2 separate regions of the Homo sapiens genome follow, and region 2 is linked to region 1. Evidence: chromatin contacts called from ENCODE Hi-C or POLR2A ChIA-PET data. All regions are on one chromosome and are shown on one strand. Each heading gives the region's core, a stretch centred on a gene start or an enhancer-like site at or near the end of the contact. The rest is flanking DNA. Distances are from core to core; before and after follow the strand shown. Region 1 holds the start of HIPK1-AS1 (HIPK1 antisense RNA 1). Region 2 overlaps CD2 (CD2 molecule).

Evidence for each region. A loop is a pair of places that touch in the nucleus more often than their neighbours do. ChIA-PET counts read pairs that join two places held with the same protein, here RNA polymerase II (POLR2A). Pooled maps may share reads with other maps.
Region 2: a loop to region 1 is called in a map of naive thymus-derived CD4-positive, alpha-beta T cell, with 7 times the contacts of the local background. The contact joins the enhancer-like site here to the promoter of HIPK1-AS1 in region 1. A Hi-C loop is called at or near these places in 1 of 168 maps with a recorded cell type or tissue (naive thymus-derived CD4-positive, alpha-beta T cell) and 6 of 50 pooled maps. POLR2A ChIA-PET finds 5 or more read pairs at or near these places in 2 of 52 experiments (activated naive CD4-positive, alpha-beta T cell and naive thymus-derived CD4-positive, alpha-beta T cell).

Annotation. Positions count from the first base shown.
Region 1 is chr1:113,927,902-113,931,415 of GRCh38, reverse strand. HIPK1-AS1 (HIPK1 antisense RNA 1) reads left to right here and starts at 1,891. Exons shown (of 3, transcript NR_110726.1): 1 at 1,891-2,054; 2 at 3,028-3,172. HIPK1 (homeodomain interacting protein kinase 1) reads right to left here and starts at 2,092. Exons shown (of 16, transcript NM_198268.3): 1 at 1,884-2,092. RefSeq lists silencers at 1,362-1,671, 1,692-1,741 and an enhancer at 1,862-2,181.
Region 2 is chr1:116,767,439-116,770,952 of GRCh38, reverse strand. CD2 (CD2 molecule) reads right to left here. Exons shown (of 5, transcript NM_001767.5): 5 at 1,724-2,489. The coding sequence ends at 2,170. Among named protein-coding and RNA genes, the nearest start is that of CD2, 15 kb to the right of the region's middle. RefSeq lists cis regulatory regions at 975-1,006, 1,081-1,103, 1,178-1,201, 1,269-1,289 and enhancers at 775-1,304, 637-1,736, 437-1,736, 237-1,736. Within about 2 kb of position 1,857, at least 5 of the 41 ENCODE cell types and tissues checked have a DNase peak (open chromatin) inside an H3K27ac peak, as active enhancers do.

The DNA of each region.
Region 1 (3,514 bases), core at 642-3,141:
TACTAAAATATCTTTCAAGCCAGGAACAGTATCTTAAAGTCAATGCCACCCTTCATCATAACAGTATTATAACACAGAACCCTGAGATAATTACATGTAAAGATCCAAAATCACCAGCTGAATAATGAAAATTAGGTCAAATGATTTGTTAGATTTTAAAATGTTTTATAGAAAGCTTTAGGCTTCCATATGAAAAAAGCTAGTAATAGTTTGCATTCTCTATAATCTTACAAAAAAAAAAAAAAAACCCACAGACCAGAGATCAAAAATAGCTTTACACAAACAAAAGGAAAATTGTAGGTTTGCTGAGGGCATCAGCCACTTAATTTAACCCTATTTCATCAAGAGCGGGAAGCCACACTGCTGTTTTCACCAGTTACTAAGAAACAAGATAAAGGACAGATTGGGACAGAGAGTCTATAGCTGAAAGTATTATGTTGATGCAATTACTGAGAATTCCCAAAGTGTCACTAATAGACAAGAAAGAGCATCTAGGACTGCCTCTAAATGAGTCTACCTACAACAGAATCAGTGATTAAGTAAAGAAAAGACTTACTGGAGCTTGGGGGTTTTCCCCCCCTCTTCCCTACCCGCATCCTCCCATCCTGAACCCCCCTCCCCAAGTAGGAAAGAAAGCTCGCCCAGCATAAACACAGGCCATTGCTCACAGCTCGTCACCACAACAAACTGGAGGTTAGACCAACGCTCCTGGAGACGGAACTCCACGTCTTGGTTGCTAAGCACAAAAAGGGGACTCTTCCCCACAGACCTGTGAACAGTGTGGGCCTTACCAGAATTTTGGTTGTTTCTCCACCTTCCCCCTCCCTTTTGTTTTTTTAACGAAAGCTTTGAAAGTGGTGGCAGCAAAAGTTTCCCTTTGGGCCAGACCTCTAGATCTCCCTTGTACAGATATACATTAGGTGGGCTGGTCTCACGTAGTCTCCACCGTCATTACGAATTACAAGCCTAACGACTACAGAACATCAGCGGAGACGACAGAAAAGCTTCCACACCCACCCCACTGTCGTCCTCTCCAGGCACGGCTTCCTGGTCCCAAACAGCACAAATAACCCAAAACCATGGTGATAAGCGGAGCTGTGAAGTACACACGCACAAGCCACACACTGGGAACCTGCCACGACAGCCGGGGAAAAAACCGGCCGAGTGAGGAGACGCAAGGCGGTCCCCTGTCACTTAAGGACAACACGCCCAGGCGAGAAGTGGCAGGAGGCAGGGGGAGTTGCCCCGAAAACCAGCCCGGAGCCTCCCCACCTTCCTGGGAAGGCAATCCCCTCAGCGGCAGTGAGCGGCCGGGCCGCAAGACGCGGCGCCCGGTCCCAGGCAGGGGCCCTTTGAGGAAGGCGCCCCCGGCAGGCTGGGCGCTCCAGGAGAGCCGGCGGCCGGCCCGGCCCCGCCTCAGGGAGCTGAGGGGAAGTCGCTCCCCGCCGAGGACCCCTCCTGCCCGTCCCCACTCACCGCCGGTGTGTCTGGTTCTCAGCCGCGAGCTGGGGCTGCCGTGAGGAGGCGGCGGAGGAGACGAGATCTGGGGCCCCGCAGCCGGGTCATCATACCCCCCGCGCGAGCCGGCCCGGGCCCCGGCCCCCGCCCCCCGGAGCCGTCCCCGCGCCCGTCCCGCAGGGGGAGCCTCCTCAGCCTCCCTCCCGCTCCACCACCCAGCCCCTTCCCGCCGCCGCCGCCGCCGCCTCAGCCCCGCGCGCTCCCGCCTCGGCCTCCTGCTGCCGTCCGGGGCTACCGCCGGGCCCCTTGCTCCGCAGCCGCCGTTGTCGCCAGACCCGACGAACGGAATGCCGAGCGGCCGTCCCTCAACCCGGCCGGCCCCGCCTCGCCGGAACTATTCACCCGCCCCGCGCCATGACACCTACTGAGGCGGAAGTGCAGCTGAATGGACTCTCTAGGACGATCGCATAGTACTGATTGCAGTAGGAGTCGGTGGGCCTCGAGTAGGTGGGCCTCCGTAGGGAGCCAGCGTGGATCGAGTGCGGGGCCTGGACTTCCCGCCCCCTCCGCACTGCAGACTCTGCGGTGATTTAAAGGTGCCTGGCGGTGGTACGGGATCCAACTGTAAAATGTCATCCCAGCTAGTGTGACATCACCACAGTTTAGTGTGACACCCCCAGAGCTTGGGCAGTGTACGGGACGACAGTGCCTAGCAGAGGAGCTTCACTGCCGGTGAGGGATTACCTCAGGTTAGGCTTTAATGTTTCGTTGCCGTCTAGAGACGTTCTAGCAATGTGACATCTGTGTACCATATCTGGAAGTCTCCCTGTACGTCAAGAGCCCCTTAGGGGAGTCTCCCATTGCCGCCGTGGGAACCTGTGTTTACATTACGAGGAGAGAGAATAGCTGTACTCTGAACTCAAACGCTCAAAACATGCAGTGAGCGAATGCTAGCATAATTTTCTTGCCTCTACCAGAAGGAAGGCTGGGTATTTAGGAAACAGAACGCGTTGGGCACAACATTCTGAGAAAATGGACACAGAAAATTAGGTTATCCTAATAGAAAAGCAGTTGCATCTCCCAAAGTCAAGAGATTCTGTAGGACTTCCGATGTATCTCCTGCTGTGTAAAATATTCAGGTTCCTGAAGTGGGGGACATTTTTAGGGCAACTGTAATTTCTTCATTTTTTCCATCCCACAAGTGCTGGAGGCAGCAGTGATCTGAGCTCTAGAAAGTGACTGTCCGTCACCATCGGTATTTGCATATACTCTGTGAGGAGAAGGGCAGTTGTGGCTAAGACAAAATTCTACTATCAAGTTTTGTTTCTCAAATCTCACTCATTAACATCTTTGATTTCCTTGGATCCCCATAACACACACAGAAAACTATGATTTGTGTAAAATGCGCTGAAGTACCTTTTAAGGGAAGTCATTTGGCTTTCTCTCTGGCTTAACAACACGGGGAGCAGTTCCATTTTATCTGGAACAGGGAAGTTTATTTCCCTAGAGAACTAGGGTTACCAAAAATGTTCGATCCCACAAGGCAGTTTTGTTTGCATATTTTCACAGAAACTTCCTTCTACTACTTAAAGTCCTCACATTGGGCTGACCTGGGAAACATGAAGATAAAAAGAGTGGGTAAACATGCCTGCTTGATGAGCCAGAAAAAAAGGCAGAAACCTGTGGTCTGGGTAGAACAGATCCTGCTCAGAATGTAAGCTTCAAACATGTTTATCATGCCTTGGTTCAACCTAACTCTCTGACATGTTCCTAAACTCCTGCTCTCTCAAGTTATGTCCCTTTCCTCTTTTCAAATATCTCTCAGAATTCACCCTTTCGGGAACCTTTGCTGATTGACTCCTATTTTATTTGAATTCTGCATCATCATCTGATTACTTAAATTAACCTGTACCTTCTTTATTTATACTTGTTAACTTCTATTTTCATTGCTCTTAGGTCCTCAGTCTTTCTCACTATACGGAGAGCTTCTTAAAGTCTGTATTTTCTCCTCTTTAGTATCATTCACTCATTCATCCAGCAAACTGCTTGTGTGCCT
Region 2 (3,514 bases), core at 608-3,107, 2.8 Mb before region 1:
CTGCTTCACCAGTTCAATTAATCTATTACAACGCAACCCAAACGTCCCTCCTCTAGGAAGCCCTCTTTGTCACCCCAGTCTTACCACTCAGTCTGGGTTCAAAGTCCTTCCTCTGGGTTCATGCACTTGCCTCTGACCTATATTTATCATACTGCATTGCATTTGTCCCATGGTTGGTCCGTTTCTTGCCTACCAGGTGGTGAGCTCCTTGAAAGCAGAGATGCAATTGTACACCTCTGTTTTCCTAGTGCCTAGCACAGAGCCTGACACATAGTAGAAGTTCAATAAATGTTCGTTGAATGAATGAACGATGAAGGATTGAATAGGGTGTATGTGTTTTGTACCATATGTAATGCCACAGGAGTTCAGAAGAAAGGCAGAGCCCAGGGCTGAATAGACCAGGGAAGATTTTCTTAAGGGAATGGCGTATGAGCTGTTCTGGTGAGATAGCCAATGAAATCACTCATGGGTATCATGAAGAATGAGAAAGGGGCAGAGCTAGGACCCTCATCTCTCTCTCTCTCTCTCTCTCTCTCTCCTTTTTTTTTTTAGACGGAGTTTTGCTCTTTTGCCCAGGCTAGAGCGAAGTGACACGATCTCACCTCACTGCAACCTCCACACCCCAGGGTTCAAGCAATTATTCTGCCTCAACCTCCCGAGTAGCTGGGGTTATAGGTGCGTGCCACGATGCCCGGCTAATTTTTTTTTTTTTTTTTTTAAGTAGAGAAGGGGTTTCACCATGTTGGCCAGGCTGGTCTCAAACTCCTGACCTCAGGTGATCTACCTGCTTTGGCCTCCCAAAGTGTTAGGATTACTGGCACGAGCCACCATGCCCGGCCAGAGCCCTCATCTCTCTACTGGGTAGATCCTGTGGCAATTGTTACCTAGCTGGATTTTGTGTTTGAATTTTGGGAGGCGATGAGGTTTCATTCATCATTGCCCTTAGTAATTAACTCTGGTTGCTGGAAAAATAGACTCTCAGATTCAGAGGAAAAAGTAGTTCAATCCTCAGTGAGCTGTCACAGGAAGTCCTGAATGTACTTAGTTTTTGTGGTTTAGCCCTCAGAGCTTCCTGCCAGAGTGTAACAAGGTTTAGCAAGTCTAAGAAGCCAAGGAGAAGGCGGGCAGACAGGACCACAGACAAGGCACCAGCATTTCAAAGCAGGTGCCTTCTCACCACCTATTGTTTTAGAACTCTAACTGAAAACTATTTTTTTCTCCCCACTTCCCTCAAAGTACAGCTGCATGACTGCTAGCTGGGGATGGGGTCTGACCTTTTAATCATAGTCATTTAAGACACTTAAGATTTGATTCAACTGAGTTGTCTCTTAGCCTATCTTTTTGTATGTCATCTGATGAGTTCATGACACCTCCAGTATCCATAGATTCCCTTGTTTTGAAGGATGACAGTACAGGTCATTATGACCGTGTCTGAACAGTCAAGAAAGTAAGACCTAAAATGTTAAGTTTTCTGGTGACTCCTGTTAACGTTTGTGCATGGAGGCTTTAATTCATTATGGAAATCTACAAATAGGTTGTTGGACCCAGCTTTGCAGCTGAGACCTGGGGAGCATGTTCGGGTCATTCTGGTGAGGACTAAGGAGGTCTCAGCCGGATTGAGTTGACTGAATTTGATCCTGCTGTCACACCAGCGAGGCTCTTTCTTATTCGGCAGCTTCCTCTCCTCGACACTGGGATCCTTCACACAATGAGCAGACACGGGTCTAGTCAAAGCTTTTATTTCACTTTTACTCACAGGATGGTGGGCAAGTGTCCACCAGGGCACATAAGAAACTCCAGAGTCTCTTAAGCAGATAGGCTGCTTGTAGTGAGACCCAGGCACACCAATCACTTGATTTATCGCATCTACACATGACCTGAGAGGGGACAAGAAATCTCTAAGATTTCTGTGCTCGGTCCTCTACCATTCTTGCAATCACACTTATATTGCTTCTCCTTACTGGTGTGATGGAGCTCTCTGAGGAGACCAAAAACTCCAGATGTTGACCACATGGCTGAGTTCGAAGATGCAGAGGTGGCTGTGGCCCACAGCCTCAGGAGGTGACAATGTTCTGCACACAGAAAACACCTCATGGAAGTACGGATATGCACATCAGGAGGGCAGAAATCCACAGTGCTTTTTATTGAAAAAGACAGTTTCTATCTTTTTTAATTAGAGGAAGGGGACAATGAGTTTTCTGCTGCCCCATGGGGAGGTTTTGGCTGAACTCGAGGTCTGGGGAGGGGCGGGCCTTTCTGCTGGTGAACTTGTGTGCCCGACGGAGCAGGAGGCCTCTTCTGAGGCTGGTGCTGAACACGGTGTCCAGGAGGCGGGGGACGATGACTAGGTGCCTGGGAACGATGACCAGGTGGTGGAGGAGGATGTTGGGAAGTTGCTGGATTCTGAGGGGTTGAAGCTGGAATTTGGTGGGGCTTCCGGCCCCTTTCTTCAGTAGCTACTCTGTGGGCTCTTGTCTCCAGCTCCTCATCTGCAACAACAAAACCTCAATAGAGTTCATCTTGGCCAGGTGAAATCAATGTAAATATTGAGTACCTTTTATATGCAAGGCGCCATGCTAGCTGCTTTGGGGGATGCAATGAGGAAGCAGAAGTTGCCCCTACTATCTGAGAACTCTAAGCTTGTAGGAGAGAAAGAAGTGCTCACCATAAGGTAGAGTGAAAGCCTAGGACAAGAGAACTCAAGGAATCAGCAGGAAGAAGACACATGGGTGGAGGGCTTTGTGCCTGGGGCTCCCATGATCAGAGAGAGCACGCAGACCTGGAACCCTACCTCTGTGCTGACCTAGAAATTGTTCCCTGAGAGCAAGAACCTCATGGTTAGAGCGCATGGGAAGGGGTTATGAGCAGTCATGGAGGATATTAGTAACTACATTCCTTCTGAGGCATTTCTATGTTAGATCTGCCTTTCCCCCAATTCTACTGTCATGCAATCCACCTTCCGGCAAGAGGTTGGAACACATGCAAGGAACTTTTTGTCCTTAGAAATTTACTCGCTTCTCAGAAATTCAAGACCTATGTTCTTGGCCTTAGGAGGGAAAGAACTCCTCCTCTCCTCACCCTTCAGGATTTTCTTCTTTGTGTGACTTCAGTCCATGAAAGCAGGCCTACAGCTACTCGTAATGTAGTTTTTCCTGTACTCTTAAAATCACAGGGAATCTGTGAAGGTGCCCAGCTGCTAGAGGCCTGGAGCACCCTGCTGGCCCCTCTGGACTCCTTTAGGCTGTAAGTTAGGTATTTCAGTCCCTGCACCCAAGGCCGTCTTTGCAGTGGCTCCAGAGGGAGGTAGGAAGAGAAGTTTTTCCCTGGGGTGAAATAATTACCTCTTTTTTTTTTTTTTTTTGAGTTGAAGTTTCACTCTTGTTGCCCAGGCTAGAGTGCAATGGTGCGATCTTGGCTCACTGCAGCCTCTGCCTCCCAGGTTCAAACAATTCTCCTGCCTCGGCCTCCTGAGTAGCTGGGATTACAGGCGTTCACCACCACGCCCGGCTAATAT